Regions from separate parts of the Homo sapiens genome. Here region 2 is linked to region 1. The links are chromatin loops, found by intact Hi-C in ENCODE. Cell type or tissue: Caco-2. All regions are shown on one strand. Links, peaks and the distances in the headings refer to the core of each region. The heading gives the core; the rest is flanking DNA. Region 1 holds the start of KRTAP3-1 (keratin associated protein 3-1). Region 2 holds the start of KRTAP4-1 (keratin associated protein 4-1).

Region 1 (8,960 bases), core at 2,148-6,147:
GATACAATTGACAGGGATAGTAGAGAATATATTGTCAAGTGTCATATACTTTCTCCTGAATAAAGAGAGCCACCTATAGTCACATTTCTCTTTGACATATTGCTGTCTGTGGGGAAGGTGAGTGCTTTGGTGTAGTGGAAAGAGAAGGGACTTCGGACTTAGTTTGGGGTTTAAGTCCTTCTCTCTCACTTATGATTTATGTAACTTTTGCAAGTAATTTAGTCTTTCTCAGCCTGAGTTTCTGCACCTGTTAGTGGCCTTTCTTCACCTGTTAGTGATGCAGGGCAGGGGAGCCCCAAAGTGGGGCTTAGCCTGCAAGGGTTCTTGGCTTTGCCTAGGGAAGAATTCAAGGGCAAGCCAGAGGTAGAAAACAGCTTTATTGAAGCAGCAGTGTTACAGCTCTGTGATTGCTCCTGCAGAACAGGGCTACCTCTGTAGGCAGAGAGTAGCAGCTCAGGGCAGTTTTGCATATTTCTACCTACTTTTAATTAGATGTAGATTAAAGAGTGGTTTGTGCAGAAATTTCTAAGAAGGAGTAGTAAGTTTTAGGTCATTGGGTCATTGCCATGGAAAGGGGTGGTAACTCAGGTGTTGCCATGGCAATGGTAAATTGACACAGCATGCTGGTGGGCATGTCTGATTGGAAAGCTGTTTCTGTCCCCATCCTGTTTTAGCTAGCCCTCAATTTGGTCCAGTATCTGAGCCCCGCTTCTGGAGTAGAGTCCCACCTTCTACCTCATTAGTATGTCCAGTAGATACTCACTCAGTGTGAGCTATTCCTAATGAAAGCAGTAAAAGTAATGAGGTAGAATGGGCTTGGTTAGTTGCATGGGGTACTTGTTACTTAGAATGCTTCTGGATGATCTAGAATCATAGAATGTTAAAACGAAAAGCAACCTTAGAGATGGTGTGATCAACCAACCCATTTTACTGCTTTAACACCTGAGACCCCAAGAACTTAATTGACTTGCTTAGGGCCACAGAGGCAGCTCAAGGCAGAGCCAGGACTAAAACAACACATCTTCTGGTTTCCAGTTGGGGATTTATAACTAGGCCAGGGCCCGTGAATGCTAAAGACCATGGTAGTAGTAATAGGAACTTCGAGTTATTTTAGGTATTAAAAACAAACTCTAATTTTTATCCCTTACTAGCATGTATGAAAACATGAAAATTCTTTGTTTTTGACTAGAAAAAAGGTAACTTGGCATGGTAACAAAGGTTATTCTATAGTAATCCTAAACATTTAATTGATATTTATAAATGTATTTATGAACACAAATGAAGGAATTAATAAACATTTTTAAGAAAGCCATTTGGGAAAAATACATATTTCAAGAAATAAAAAGATGCCCAACCTACGTATCCATCATCCAATGAGTGGATAGAGAAACTGTGGTATGTATACACCATGGAATACTACTCAGCTGTTAAAGGGAATGAAACAATGTCTTTTGTGGCAACTTGGATGGAGCTGGAGGCCATTATTCTGAGTGAAATGGAGTGGGAAATTACAGGAATGGAAAACAAAAAACCATGTTTTCACTTATAAGTGGGAGCTAAACTAAGTATGCAGATGCATATGGAGTGATATAATGGACTTTAGAGACTCAAAAAGTGGAGGGTGGGAGGGAGGCCAGGGATAAAACACTACACATTAGCTACCATGTATACTCCTTGGGTACGGGTGCACTAAAATCTCAGAATTCACCACCACTATATAATTCATCCATGTAACCAAAAACCACCTGTAACCCAAAAGCTACGGAAATAAATAAATAAATAAATAAATAAATATTTTTAAAAGATGTCTTTTGGTGAGAAAGTTGGGAACTTCCATATGGCAGTAATGGTGAGAGTCTCTCATGTGTAACAGGTTGATGCTGTGGACACGGTGGTTTCTACACTTCAGGGCATCTGGTCCTCACAATAATCCTGAGACAAAAGCAGGGCAGAGAGTAATAACAAGCTAACTGAGCCTGTAGGAAACCAAGCTATAGGTAGGAAACCACGCTATAGGTAGGAAATCACTTTAATAACAGGGAAATTGAGACTGAGAGGGAAGCAATTGGCCCAAAGGCCAAAGGCAAGTCCAAAAGTGTGTGTGTGTGTATATATATATATATATATATAATCACAATACCTTTATTTTTTGCAAAGACCTAATTGCACCTAGATTTTTCTAAGATAAATAAGGACATGAATTAGTGGTTATCGTAGTAGTTTTGTTCTAATAGAAACTGTGTGTTTTTGCTCTCAGAATTGTGTGACTATTTCTGGTGTATAGAAAATACTACACTGTAGTCTGATATTTTAAGCATATTTCAATGTCATGATATTATATGTCACTTAGACTAGCAAACTTCTAATCATAGTCATGACTAATGTAAACCAATGTAAGCCCCATTTGAGGAATCAATGAATACTCGATAAATGCTAACATTAATTAAAAATGGATTGTTTTGGAAGACAGCATATATGAAGAAATGGATATATACACTTCTCAAAATTGCTTTGCATTTTGAGCTCAGAATTTCAGATGACTGTGAGGACTAGGATAATCAAATTATTTATACACACCAGCACAGTGATCAATTCATTTAGTCAATTAAGGAAGAAAGAAAAATCAATGTCAGAATCAATGGAAACTAAAATCAAGTATTTTTAAAACATTCTGTTAATCTCTAGACTCTAGCATAGTGCTTGCACAGTGGATGTCTTCCAATAATATCTATTAAATAAATATCTGTTAAATAAAAAGCTTCTATAAAATGAACTACCACATTTTTTACTTTTTAACTTATCACAAATAACCAGTATCTATTTTTTCGATAAATTCCACTATGAGAGCTCTTATTCTGTTGGGGTAAATCTTGGATAGTGTGATAACCTACTGTTCAGGTTTAGGTAGGCATTCCACTTTCCCTAATGGGAGACATGAAAATAAATAATCACAAGGTCATATTTGCTAAGCCAGAATAAAGTTTATTAACAAATGGTCAAAATGGTTATTTCTCAAAGAGTGATGAAATAGCCTAAAAGACAGAAGGGAGGTCTCCAATGGTACCCAAATGTGCAAATAATTAAGAAGATTCATCAAGACTTGGCCCCGGGGATTGGGATGGCCTTAGCCTTGATGTAGGCAGTAGTGAGTGCTGAAGCCCAGATGGTGCAGAGGACATTGGGCAGCCACCTCACGGAACCTGTGCAGACTCGGCTGGTTAACAGCGGGGCTCACAGGGACTCTCACAGCCAGGCTGAACATAGGTGGTCAGGTTGATCCCACTCAGTCCGGGAGTCGGGTGACAGTTGTTGAGCAGCCAGCAAGTTGGCACATAGGTATCAGGCTTGCAGCAGGGTGGGGGGCAGGTGTCACAGCAGATGGGCTGAAGGAGGCTGATCTCATGTGGGCAGGTGCTGGGTAGGCAGACTCCACAGCGGCAGCTTTTATCAAATGAGCAGAAGGTGGTGGCAGGGCCGGTGGGGACGCTGCAGGAGCGGAGAGCACAGCAATACATGGCAATGGGAGGTGGGTTTTTGTTGAGTTGAGAGAAGTCTGTTGGTGTCTCGATGCTCCTCTCTTCTGCTCTGGCTCTTATATACCCATCTCCCTGGGCGTCAGCCTATTACTGAGGGTTTTTCCCCCATGTTTCAGTTTATAGTTATTTCCATAAAAAATGCCTAATTACTTAAGTGTTTATTACCTAAGATACACTGCTCACCTCATAAAAGAGATTTAGGTTGTTTTGTTGTCAAATTAGGACTATTCACATTGCCAGTGTGTCACTACACAGAAATCTTCATTCCAGTCTTCAAAGGTACCGGGCCATTATCTTCTAATCATTATACCCTCACTAATAATGGCTCGGTATGCCAGGCATCTGCAAACGTTTCCCACTTCTTTTGTTTACTTTTCAGATGAAGAGGACAAGTAAGCTTTTTGTTTGCTGTTCTACCAGTGACTACAGGTTCTATGTGATCCTTTAGGCCCTCAGGCTGAAAAAGTGATATAACATTTTAGATTTATTATTTGTGGCTCCAATAAACTGAATGAAGATGAATGGATAGAATCTATAGAGAAATAGATTTTGGTTTTGTGTAAAGAGGCACTTTCAAACAGAGCTATAACAAATCGTTTGTTCTGCATTCCTTTCAAATATGCTCTGAACAATAACTTGGTAAGAACATGCAGGTGGGAATGAAGACCTTCATGGGTGACAAAGATGGGTGTCCTTTAAGCTCCATCCAACTGTGTTATAAATGGAGATTATTTATAACCAAAAGGCTGGTTGTATTGGGCCATTCAGAAGCTAAATGATGCAGTATTTACCAGACTGAGTTCCATGAACACTGGTTCCAAGGGACTTGAAAGTGTTTTCTGGTAAGTAAGTTTGGGAAATGCTGAATTCTTCATTGTTGGGCCTCTCGGAGCCTTTAATGTGCTAAAATGCTCTATGACTTTTCAATACAGAGATATAGCATATATTTTTCTCCAAACTTACTTGACCATGGACTGCTTTTTGTTTGTTTTCAGAGATTAGCTCTATAGGTCAGTGCTTTATGAAACATACTTGGGGAGATTTAGCAACATCTTACAGCAAGCTTGTTCAACCTGTGGCCCAGAAAGGCATTGAATGCAGCACAACACAAATTCATAAACTTTCTTAAAACATTATGAGATTTTTTTGTGATTTTTTTTCTTTTTTTGCTCATCAGCTGTCATTAGTGTTAGTGTATTTTATGTGTGGCCCAAGACAATTCTTCTTTCAATGTGGCCCAGGGAAGCCAAAACATTGAACACCCCTGTCTTACTTCCAGGCTCTGTGGTCCAGAATAGAGACATTTCCGAGTTTCATCTAAACCACTAAAACTCTAAAAATAAAGTTTTAAAAGTAGATAAAGGTAGAAAATTTAGTATGATGATTTAGAATTACTTTAGAATATGAAAAATACTAAACTGGTAAAACCTTTAGAAATGGCTTACTTAGAAAGGCTTAAAAACATGTACATATTTTCTTGACCCATTTTTTCAGATAAGATGGCTCAAGTTCTAAAGTAGAAAATTGCACAATGCAGAGGAATCAGAAGCCAAATGAGATGCAAATCAACAAGATGTTGGATTAAAAAAATGCTTAGCATGAAACTGCTTTCTTTTTAGCCATTTTCTTATTGGAATGATTTTGCAGTTTTGGATTCCTATGCTAGAATTTACATCTCTCTTAGATATTTACATATCAAAATTAGAATTTACATATAAAATGCTCATTGATTGAACACCTGTTGTATGTTGGGCATCATGCAAAAAGTCGCAATAGGCTCCTGCCCTTACAGGGGTCATAGAGAAGAAGACAGACACAGAGAAGTAAACCAGCAAACAATAACAAAGGATTGTACATTTAGATTTTCCAGGTTATGATATGAGAATTTAGAGGTAGAAGCCACAGACTTCTCCTAGAAAACTTAGGAAGCCCTTCACAAAAAGAGAACATCTGTTTGGATCTTGAAGGGTGAAAAGGAGCTGAGCAGATAGAAATAAATAGGAAGGAGATTTCAGCCATTGAAACAAAATGCCACAGGGCCCCCATGGTATGACAAAAAGTGTTGCCTGGTTGAAGCATAGGTTCTGAATCTGTTGGAATGAAGACGGAAAGGTGGGTTAGTGCCACAGTATGAAGAATTTGTACTGTGCTTAGTATCCTACACTTAGGATTTTGAACTTTATCTTGTAGGCAATAGGCATTATGTAAAGGTTGCTGAACAGGCATGTGACATGACTAGATTTTGGAAGGATACTGTAGTTTTTGAGGGAAGGCTCATCATGGTTATCATTGCCACTTACTAAGTATTAGGTAATGTGCTGAGTGCTTTGCATGCATTATTTCATACAGTTCTTACAACAACCTTATGATGATGTATGCAATGATATTATCCTTGCCCTTTGACAGACGAGGAACCTGCAGCATAGAGAGGCTAAGTAGCTAGTGGGTGAGTAGCTGGCATTTGAAGCCAAGCAGTATGGCTTCAGACTCCATGGTCTTAATCACTGTGCCAGATTCCCTCTTGCTTTAGGGGTATTGTCTGACTACAGTGCAGAAGACCCTCAAGATTAGTTGAGTGTAAGATTGGTAGGAAGGATGAGGCCAGGTCATTGAAGGTCTTGGGACCACAAGGGGAGTTGAGTTTAGAGCTATTTTCTTAATCAAAAGACTATGCTGTAGAAAGGAGGAAACTTGAAGACAAGGACAATAATTAGGAAACTATTTGGGTGTTCTAGGGGAGTGAGGAGTGTCTTAGAAGATATCATAGTTTTGTGGGAATAGAGAAGTGGGAGTTACCAGAGATTTCTTATCACATCATTCAGTTTTTAGGGACCACCATCTGGGTGGTACAGCAGTTTCCACAATAAAATTAATATTTTTGTTTTTAAGGTAATGGGAACACTAATCCTCTGCTAACACTTTTCATGGATTGGATGTATACCATGTGTCAGGCATGGTGCTAAGTATTATTGTGCATCTTCTTCCTTACATCTTACAACCCTTTAAGATCACTATTGGGTACACTATTACTGTACCCATTTCCCAGATGATGAAACCAAGAATAAGGATATTAAGTAATGATTCTAAAGTCACACTACTAGTGAACGATGGCTCACCTAATAGCAATAGTTTGCACAAAATCGATATTTTTGTGGAATTAAATTTTATATAATTGTAGATTATGCTCATGTATTTTTTAAATTTATTAATGCCCTCAACAAAATGTCTAAGACTATGCTAGGTGCTAAGCATAGAGCAATAAACAGGTCAGATAAGGTCCTTGTTGTCAAGTGGGAGAGACAGACAATAAGAAAACTAACAAATGAATAAATAAGAACTCCAGAGAAGTGCCAGGGAGTGTATTACCTTAGTTAGAGTGGTCAGAGTGGCTGGACTATAGTGAAGACAAGGAGCGTAATAGGAAATGAGGTTACAGAAGGTGGCAGGTGGCAGGCCGTGTAGGATTTTGAAGGAGTATAATAGGAAATAAGGTTACAGAAGGTGGCAGGTGGCAGGTGGCAGGCCGTGTAGGATTTTGAAGGAGTATAATAGGAAATAAGGTTACAGAAGGTGGCAGGTGGCAGGCCGTGTAGGATTTTGAAGGAGTATAATAGGAAATAAGGTTACAGAAGGTGGCAGGTGGCAGGCCATGTAGAATTTTTTAGTTGTTCTACACAGTTTAGATTTTACTCTAAGGGTGTTGAAATCCACTGGATGACTTAAAGAAGGGAGTGATAACATTTTCCTTATGTTCAAAGGAAAATGAACTACAGCAGAGCAAAGTGGAAACTGGCACGACTAGAAAGTGTGAGGATAGACAGTTGATGCTAGTTTTTGATGAACTGTTAAGAAGTGGTAGAGTTTGGAAGCCCTTTTGAAAGTGGAGATGATAGGTCATGCTGATTGAGAGGATGTGTGGAGCCAAGGATCATGTCTAGGTGTCAGATTTACTCGTAGAAACAGCTGCTGTCTGGGGTGATAGGAAAGGGATTGGAGATGAGTTTAGTTTGGGACCTACAGACAAAGCATCCTGAAGCCGTGAGAGGGAGCAGAGCTGGACGTGCAGATTTGGGAGGCTCCAACATACAGGAAAAATTTTGCTTACAATGATGTGCCTGGACTGAGAACGAGATAGTCACTTTTATGTGCGTTAGTCATGTTTTGCTGTGAGCCACTTTGTGCCTTACGAATATCCATCTCCCAACAACTCAGTGAATTTGTGGGTGGCTGTTGGGAAACACCTTCCACAGTGTCACCTCCTGAGTCAGCAGGGATGTTAGGAAGCTTCACACCTTAGGGCCACTCAATTTTCCTAAAGCCTGTTGGAATTCTTCATCCCTTCACAAAAGCAGGATATAGAAACCTTTAAAGTTTGTCATCCTAATAAAAATGTCTAGTAAATAAAAACATTTGGTCTTCATTTCCTGAATTGCATGATCTTTGAAACTGCCAGTGCATTCCTTTATAGTATAGATTGAAAGAAAGAATGGCTGGTATCAAGGCTGCCATTGACATCAATTTATTCTTTGTTTACTTTGCTATATGCTGAAAATTCATGCAAAGGATTCTGGGCTTGGGTTAAATGGTGAACTTTGGGAGTGTTTTCCAGTTGCATCAGATTTTTTTTTTTTCCAGTTTGTGGTTATAGTCAAGCCTGATATATCTCATCACCTTATTAGCTTGCACTGAAAATTACCCCCAAATTGAATTTCTTTTAAATGGAAGTAGTGGTGTTTTCCACTTGAGGACATCTGATAGTCTCTATAATTGTCATCTGGCAACATGCAGGGCTGATCTCATAGCTTTCAGTCCCGTGGCACATGCAACATTCTTGCAAGTGATTGCTTAGCCAGCTGGCTGGAAGTGTTACCTATTTTTCCTGGGAACCCTAGGCTTTCAGTTTAATTCTTATGTATTATTGTAGGCTGTGGAGTATACAGATAGTAACAGATAATTCTTTATGATTAACTAATATATAAAAATATGTGTTAACTAAAATTAATATGTTTAGGAAAATAGACACTCCATAAAATTTGAGTACCTACTATATGCCAGGCACTGGTAAAATAAAATTTTCAGCTGCCTACTATGTGAAGTATTGAGATATTTAAACTTACAATTATTCTAGAGTAAGCTTTGGAATTTTCATCCTTGGAATTATTTTCTAACAATAGTTGTACTTTATAAATTTATTTTGAATCAGAGACTTTTTTCTCCATTGATTAGATAAATCTGACTACTGTATTGAATTGAATGACCACTGATTTTCCAAAGAGCTCCTGCAGTACTTGAAATTTTTTGAAGAGACTTAATTGTTATGTATTTAAATATTAGCTGACACTATGGCTTTAAAATATACTTTGAGTTTTTAGCTTATTTTACTAAACATATAGTTGGCTATATGGTAAGGGCAAATTCTCATAC
Region 2 (8,960 bases), core at 3,383-7,382, 170 kb after region 1:
ATTATAGAGTGAGTTCATGATCAGAATGTTCCTGCAGGCATCTGGTATAAATCCCGCTGAAGACCTCTGGAAGACTGGTTTGACATACCCCCCACTGGAGGGAAACAAGCCAGGGCATATATTACCAACTCCCACTCATTCTCTGAGTGCTGTTCCTAGAGGCTTTAAGTCTCCAGCCCAGAGTTTGCTCCTTTATCCAGAGAAAGTCCTCAGGTAGAGAGTTCCAGGTGCCTGCTCTAAGGAACCATTTTCCTATGTTTGAATGGAGAGTGCTGATAGGATAGAGGTGGAGCCCCTGATATCATCTGCTGTGGTCTTCTCCCTCTGCAGGGAAGAACATCAGAAAATTTGACAGGTAAGGATGAGAATTCAAGAAGGAAAAATGAGACACAATGCCCGTATATTATTTGTATGCCTCAAAAATTAAAATTTATTTAAGATAGAGGAATAGCTCCATGTGATAAATTATGGTAGAGAGCAAATATTTCAATTCAGGGAACATGGGGTTGACATATTTCAGAGAAAATTCAAACTTGTATTCATTTGGTAGAGGGTAGCAACATAGTGTTTGGTGAGCATATTTGGAGGCCAAACTCAATCCAAGAATTGGTTGGAACTGAGGTTGTCCAATTGGCCTTGCATGATTCAGTTCACAGGTGGATCATATCAAGAATGCTGGTTAATAAAGGCAGGTGAGTATAGGTGAGGGCATCAGCAGCAAGAGCCACTAGAGCAGGTTGGGCGGCAGCAGGTGGACACACAGCAGCTGGGGCGGTAGCAGGTGGTCCTGCAGCAGGTGGTCTGGCCACAGCTGGGGCGGCAGCAGGTGGGCTGGCAGTACACAGACTGGCAGCACTGGGGTCTGAAGCAGCTGGACACACAGCAGCTGGGACGGCAGCAGGTGGTCCTGCAGCAAGTGGTCTGGCAGCAGCTGGGGCTGCAGCAGGTGGGCTGGCAGCACACAGACTGGCAGCACTGCGGTCTGCAGCAGCTGGACACACAGCAGCTGGGGCGGCAGCAGGTGGTCCTGCAGCAGGTGGTCTGGCAGCAGCTGGGACGGCAGCAGTTCTCTAGGCCACAGCCCTGGTCAGAGCACACAGAGCCACAACAGGAGTTGACCATGGTGTCAGAGGGTGGAGGTTCTGGGTGGATTTCCAGGAAGGTGGGTTTGGAAGGTTTGGAAGTTTCCTTGCCCCAGATCCTCTTTTATACCCTGCTAAGGCCTGATGTCATCAGATGCAACACTCTTTCCTTGTTATTATTTGTCCTGATATGTAGGCAATTATCAAATTAGGCAAGTTTGTTGTTCTGGTTAACTTATCCACATAGATGGAAACACTGTCTCCTTTCCCTAATGTGTTAGGACTCCTTAGCTCAGCTCTTCCTGAACCACCTCCTGTGTCTCTCTTACTATAGCTTCCTCCTAGAGCAGCCATGTGACATCTGCCTGTAAGCACATACTATGTGCTTCAGTCTCATTTGCTTAACACATCATGACTACTCTTGGGTGATTACTATTCTTACAGGCCCTTGACTCTTTCTGGTGACTCAGGAGGATAAAGCTGCATTTCAGTCTGATGGCTCCTTCATTATGGGTCAGATGGCCTGTGAAGGTTTCAGTGTGAAACAGATTTCAGTGTGAAACAGATGACCACTGGTGTGAGAACGAGAACACCGTAGGACCTATCGCTTTTTTATCTTCCGCACTCTGAATTGTGACCCATTTTCTAGACCTTCTGATGAGAAATACAGAGCTGTTTTAAGGTGGAAAACTAAGCTGTGAAAGTTTGATGTTTCCTTTTCTACAGAAACAACCCTCCAAAATTCAGATTCAGGGCCTCTTGGGGAATGTTGGCTTCAGAGAACAGCTATACTTAAAGGTCCAAGTCCCTCATTTTTTTGCTCCCTGGGGCAGATTTTCCTTGTGACTTTGCCTTTCTGCCTTCCTAGCTCTAACAGGGCACATGAGCTCATCTCTCCAGGTTCCAAAATTTTCTGGCCAACCCAAATTAGATGACTCAGTATCCTTTGCTTGCTCTAATTCGCTCCCAGCCCTCTTGCTTTCTCTGCTGAATTGCTGGGCCTTGAAGATGTCCTATACTCTGCTGCTTCCTTATAGAAGTTGTTGATCCAATTTCACACTTTACATCTTTGTTTTCAAAAAATAAATCAATAAAGAGAGAAAGAAAGCAGAAAACAGGTATCAAGAACAAAGGATATCAGCCTATATTTTTTCATGTAGGGATGGCTGACTATTGTTTCAAAAATGTGCTATGTTGTCAATTCATTAACTCATCAGTTAATAAATATATATGTATTTCCCCACCCCTGAGGAGTCAAGGAACCCAGGGAAGGGGGTGGAAAAATGTCTGACTTACCATGATAGAAATGTTTTATGAACTGGGCAGCCTCTGCAGATAATCAGGGGAGGAGTTTCAGTGTAAGCTGGTGTTTCTGAGGGAGATCCAAGAACCAGATGGAGGGGATTGGATGAATGAGGGAGATTCCCTTTCTTCTCTCAGGTGCTTATAAGTCTAATAAATCAAATTGTGGTGTTCTTATGATGCTGCTATGTTCCAAGCCAGTTCCTACTCCTGCCCTGGCCCTAATTTCCAGGTGATTCAAGCAGAATGAAAACAACTTGGGCTCCCAAGTGAACCCCTGCTTGGTGCGCTGGCTGGTGTTCTGAGCCTGCACTGTTCTCTGGCTCTGATGTACCCAGACATCATATTTTATTGAGGGATGAAAGTGGGTTCCATGATGCTGTGGAATTAAGACCCTGTGAGCCCCATGGTGGTGTACGAGAACAACTCTAAGATTTCCAGGAGACCTTGTATTCTGGAAAAGAATCGTGCCCTTGAGAAGCCGTGACGATTGGTGCCTGCTGATGATTCAGTAGAGATCACTTTATATTAACTATTTTTCTTCATGATGTGAGTGTGTGTGAGTGTGTGTGTGTGTGTGTGTGTTTTCCTTAAGATAAATTTACATTATATTTAGGAATCTCTCACGATTTCTTCTAGTACTTTAACAATTTCATTTTTTCTACCTCTACTCAGCTATAATTGAAATATAAAATTGTATGTATATAAGGTGTACACCCTGATGCTCTGATATGTATATATTGTGAAATTATTGTCATGATCAAATTAGTTCACCTCCACCACTTCACATAGTTACCATTTTTTGAGTGTGTGTAGTGAGAACATTTTAGATCTAGTCTTTCAGCAAATTTTAAATATACAATACAGTGTAATTAACTACAGTGACCATGCTGTACATTAGATCCTCAGAACCTATTCTTCTTATAAATGAATATTTTCTCCCTTTGACCAACATTTCCTCATTTCCTCCATCCACAACCTTTGACAATCACCATTCTACCCTCTGTTTCTATGAGTTTTTAGATTCCACATGTAAATGAGATTATTTGTCTTTCATTGTCTGACCTACTTCACTTAGCATAATGTCCTCAAAGTCCATCCATGTTGTCCCAAATGACAGGATTTTCTTCATTTCATGGCTAATAACATTTCAGTGTGTGTGTGTGTGTGTGTGTAAAATCCTTGCAATCTTACATTGGTGTTTGTGCCTTTGAGGACACAGTCTCCTCTTCCACACTTTACAAGTTCCCTTCAGCAGGGAAAGACTCTCAGCAGTCAACTCGGCCTGGGATTCTGGACGGGGAAGCTGGTAGCATTTGTGAACAGGCAGGGCTTACTCTTGGGGGTCTCTGGGTGGGTAAAACTCCTGCCCAGGCCCTGAGGTTCAGTGGGGCTGCTGCCTGGGCTTTTGTGCAGCTGTGGCTACTGGCTGGGATCCACGGTTAGGTGTGGCCACTGAACGGTTTCATTTTTATGTTGAATATTTTATCTGGATGAAATTTGTTTTGATTTAACAAATGAAAATCTCTCCTTTTTTTCTTCATTCTGTACATCTTTCATTAATCCCTTTTATTCTTTCTTGCTTTTTTCCCTTTCCTTCGTTTATTCCTGAATTTGGCTACCTGTTTTATAGTATATTTGAAGTAATCCTTTCCATACTGCTTTTAAGACACCAGCTTTAGGATATAATTAATTTGTATAGACTTTTTTTTTTTGAGATGGAGTCTCGCTCTTTCGCCCAGGCCAGAGTGCAGTGGCGCTATCTTGGCTCACTGCAAGCTCTGCCTCCCCAGTTCACGCCATTCTCCTGCCTCAGCCTCCTGAGTAGCTGGGACTACAGGTGCCCGCCACCATGCCTGGCTAATTTTTTGTATTTTTAGTAGAGATAGTGTTTCACCGTGTTAGCCAGGATGGTCTCGATCTCCTGACCTCGTGATCCACCTGCCTCTGCCTCCCAAAATGCTGGGATTACAGGAGTGAGCCATGTATAGACTTTTAAGTCAATTTCTGGGCTCTACTCAATGGCAAACTTCACTGTTTGAAAATCTCTGGGTTAGATATCTCTAACGTGACTTCCAGTTTACAAACCTATACATTTATGACTTTTTTTTGATTCCCTTTTACTTGATGACTCATTGTTATCCTTTATCCCTCCCATCCATGTTCATGCTTATCTTTTAAAATTTGTAATTGTCCTCAGGTTCAGTCATGTAAAATCCCATTTTTAAGAGTATGGATCCTATAAGATATAGTAATTTTCCCTACATGCTCCTCCTAGGAGAGAAGCAATTCAAAATAAAATACCCAGCCACAAATACCCGAAAGACATTTCTGTCTAACCTAAATTATGACTTAAAACAGTGATATAAACTCTTCAAAAATTATTTTTCCCAACAACCATATTACTAGGTTAGTGCTGAATGCACCAAAGTCCTCCAAATATTAGCCATAATTAGATAGGCCACAGGAATAAATACAACCTGCATTTTTATACTTCTGGCAACACATCTTGCCTGTTTTGTGCCTATGTTCATTTCAAAATTTAACTGAGACATAAGCTAATGTTTACCCAGAAAAGTGTATTTAGATTCTCATAAGAATAGAGCGATACCCTTACAAGAAAGAATAAAATATTAGAACTCTTTCATCCAGAAAGAAAATAGAAGGTTGGTTAAGAAACTCTTAAAAGCCTTGGCCGGGCATGGTGGCTCATGCCTGTAATCCCAGCACTTTGGGAGCCCGAGGCAGGTGGATCATGAGGTCAGGAGATCGAGACCATCCTGGCTAACACGGTGAAACCCTGTCTCTACTAAAAATACAAAAATTTAGCCGGGCACGGTGGTGGGTGCCTGTAGTCCCAGCTACTCAGGAGGCTGAGGCAGGAGAATGGCGTGAACCCGGGAGGCAGAGATTTCAGTGAGCCAAGATCGCGCCACTGCACTCCAGCCTGGGCGACACAGTGAGACTCCATCTCAAAAAAAAAAAAAAAAGAATGTGACTTTCTTTATGACACTAATGTTATATTGCTCTACTGATATGATAATGTACTTTAATTTTTGCCATTTTCTTCTTCGTCCTTGTCTAAATTTTGCTTCTAACTAAAGTCCTTAACTCTTGGGCCTATTGATATTATTTGGTTATGGAATGGAAATTATCTCAAAGACATGAGAAACTGTGATAAGTTTGAACTTCCAAAAGGGAAAGTAGTTGCTAAAGAGCAGAGGAAACAACCAGATGGCTGCCTTGGAGCTAGGCTGCCTTGGGTAAAACATTCACTTGTCATGGGGAGATGAGAGGCTGCTGTAAACATGGTGACACACGCTATAAAGACAAAACAGATAACATTTCTTGACAATTTGCTTTGCCTATCCCAGACAAGTGTGGACAGTAATTGGTATTTAGGTATAAATTATACCAATGAAAATGAGAAATCTACCAGTATTTCTCGCTTTACCTTCCTGCTGTCTACCCATCAGCTGAGTGGCACCCCCATCATTTGCAATGACCTTCCACTGCATCTGTGCTTCACCTTGACAGCCTTGGCATTACTGCTTACTGCACTCCTGCCCATATTTTCTGATCCTTCATGATTATTATCATTATTGAAAAGAATATTATTTCCCCATTTTAGAACATCTATAATTTTTTTGGTCCTTTCCTGAGGATAATTTTTATTCTATTAAATCCTGTATTTTGCTCAAGTATATTTTTTTTTCATGTGGAAGTGACATCAGGCAGAATAAGCAAAGCCATGTGGCTACAGGAGACATATGGTTTGCTTGTCTGAATATGACCAAGTTTACCTGAGATACAAGAAAGCTGTAGAGTCTAAGCATATCCCGAGAGTGCATTCTTAGCTCACAGCTTAAAATTACAGCCTGAGTCCTTCTCTTTTACAACTCTATCATTGCCTACCATTCAAACCCTTACCCAACTCCTCCCTGACTCTTCCCCAAAGAGGATATTCCCTTGTCCTTGTGTGGCTCCATCTTTGACTAAGAGCTTTCTCATTTGCCTATGACTTTTAGTATAGTACCATTAACATAGAGGTGATGGGATGAGGCCAGTGAGGTTTAACTTCCACCAAATTTGGTCAACACCAACTGTTTCTTAGCTCATCTCAGTCTTGTCCTCATAAGAATGTAAACATTTTCCTATATTTTCCTCCTCTTCATTTCATGGGTCTGTGACCTGCACATCTTCCCTGTACCAACTTAACTCATTCTATTATTAAATGTGTGTATATGTATATTCCTAATGTCTTACTCTTCCCCAAGACAGAAAGTTCTCCTCTGATCAGTACTACCCAGCACAATCTATCTACTTTGCTCTTTCCTCTTATTTCCAAGATTAGACGGTGAGCTCCTTTTAGGAAGCTCCTGTGCCTCACATATCTTGATGTGATCTCCAGAGCCCAACAGTGCAATGAACATGACAGATGATCAATAATTTCATTGACTGAATAAGAAACTTTTGTTAGTTAAATACAGCGAGTTATCTTATTTTGAAAAATTTATGAAGTCCTTTCTATAATATAAGCATTACATTATATTTACAAAATCAGTTTTCTTTCCTGGTCGTGGTAACCCAAATTTGTCTTTATCTTGAGAGAAGTAATGCTAAAAAATAAACTGACAACTAATTCTCAAAAAAATTGAAAAAAGAGAAAAGAATTACTGATATTAAGATAATATTTATTGAAGAACAGTTAATATGTAATTTTGAAGGTCAAATCAAGCATAACAGTCAGAAACTTAGAGGCTTAGTCTAACTGCATCATGCATCTGAGGTCTGAATGCTGCTGGGAAGAGATCCATGGGAAAAATGAGTGGTATTAAATGTAGATGGATGCCCTTTCACCAGTTACTTAGTGGAATAACAGGATAATAAAGCTGATGGCCATTTAACACATGGACAAGTTGATATAAATGACACTTTCATATCATGGGATGGTGACTGGCTCATGGTTGATAGTCCAATATGAGGTTCAACAAGAGGATCCACAGCAGCTGGGGCGGCAGCAAGTTGCACGGCAGCAGGTGGTCTGACAGCAGAGTGGACGGCAGCAGCTGGACACACCACAGCTGGGGCGGCAGGTGGTCTGACAACAGAGTGGACGGCAGCAGCTGGACATACCACAGCTGGGGTGGCAGGTGGTCTGACAGCAGAGTGGGCGGCAGCAGCTGGACACACCACAGCTGGGGCGGCAGGTGGTCTGACAACAGACTGGGTGGCAGCAGCTGGGGCGACAGCAAGTGGTCTGGCAGCAGGTAGTCTGAGAGCAGGATGGGCGGCAGCAGCTGGATACAACACAGCTGGGGCAGCAACAGGTGGTCTGGCAGCAGCTGGGGCGGCAGCAGGTCTCTTGGCAGAGGCCTTGATCACAGCCCTGGTCAGAGCAGACAGAGCCACAACAAGAGTTAACCATGGTGTCAGAGGGTGGAGGTTCTAGGTAGGTTTCCAAGACAGTGAGTTTTTCGAATGTGGGAATCTCCTTATCCCATGTCCACTTTTATACTCAGCTGAGGAGCTGTTGTCACCACATAAAAGCTATTTCCTTGTTATTGTTTATCTTAATAGATAGGCAATTATCAAGTTAGCTAATTGTGGGAAAATATCTGTATAAAAGGTGGAATGCACTTTTATTCTTTCTCTGTGTTAGAGTTTAGCCAATCCAGTCTTTCCTCCTCCTCTTGTCTTCAGTTAATTTAGTGTGTCATTTAATTTCAAAGACTTGTAATCTTACTCATCCAGTCGATTGTCAGGTGACAGATCACTTGGAACTCAGCATTCTGTGTGTCATCCTGAAAACTGTGTGTCTCACAGCAGTCCTCAAATGGGATGATGTTTCTTGTTTTCTGAAGATTCTTCTGAGAAAAATAAACTGTGAAACAACTAGAAGAAAACAGCAGAAATTGTCTTAAAATATTAGAAGTGGAGTGGATTTTCTAATACAGAAAAACTTAACAACAATGAAGAAAAAGATTGAAAAAAATTTACAACAGAAAAAAACTCAAATGCCTGATTGAAAAACAAGAAGGCTAAAGAGTAAGCTGAAAATAAATAATAATACCTTAACCAATCTACAAATAAATGAGCTAATTTTCTTAATCCATGAATACCTCTTACAACCCAATGAGAAAAACAACAACAACAACAACCAAACAGAAAATTGAGTAAAGGATATTAACAGTGATTTCACTAAAAAAAGAAATTTAAGTGCCTTTTGAGCTTCTGAAAGATGTTTAGTCTCACTCATAATTTAAGGTATTTTAATTGAACAACTTATTCACTCATCAAACCATCTACCGAATACCTACTGTGTGCCAGGTTCTACTGCATGCTCTCGGGATATGGCAGTGAATACTTGCTATTTGTAATGACAAATGTAAAATATTTAAGTTTAAAAACTTTAATAAATTGGTGAAATTATAAAGACATTGACATTTTAATACACAGTTGGCAGGGATCTAAATTGAGGCAACTTCTTTAGATGGTAATTAACAGAATCTGAAATTTAACAGTATCTTAAATTAATTTAGCATATTTTGAAATGTGCGTGTGTTTTGATTGAGC

The links. Peaks named below come from ENCODE experiments on the same cell type or tissue, not always from the same donor. Only the 100,000 strongest peaks of a DNase experiment are listed, where the experiment ranks them.
Region 2: it touches region 1 in a loop (11-fold over the local background); 1 of 110 quality-filtered maps calls a loop at or near these places.

The regions. Positions count from the first base shown.
Region 1 is chr17:41,005,560-41,014,519 of GRCh38, forward strand. It overlaps KRTAP3-1 (keratin associated protein 3-1), which reads right to left and starts at 3,569. Exons shown (of 1, transcript NM_031958.2): 1 at 2,962-3,569. The coding sequence starts at 3,515. The coding sequence ends at 3,219. In Caco-2, for the core only: no CTCF peak of the experiment used is centred there; DNase peaks (open chromatin) are centred at 3,422 and 3,872.
Region 2 is chr17:41,177,043-41,186,002 of GRCh38, forward strand. KRTAP4-1 (keratin associated protein 4-1) reads right to left here and starts at 7,869. Exons shown (of 1, transcript NM_001386841.1): 1 at 7,058-7,869. The coding sequence starts at 7,812. The coding sequence ends at 7,372. It overlaps KRTAP4-2 (keratin associated protein 4-2), which reads right to left and starts at 1,179. Exons shown (of 1, transcript NM_033062.4): 1 at 404-1,179. The coding sequence starts at 1,122. The coding sequence ends at 712. In Caco-2, for the core only: no CTCF peak of the experiment used is centred there; a DNase peak (open chromatin) is centred at 5,659.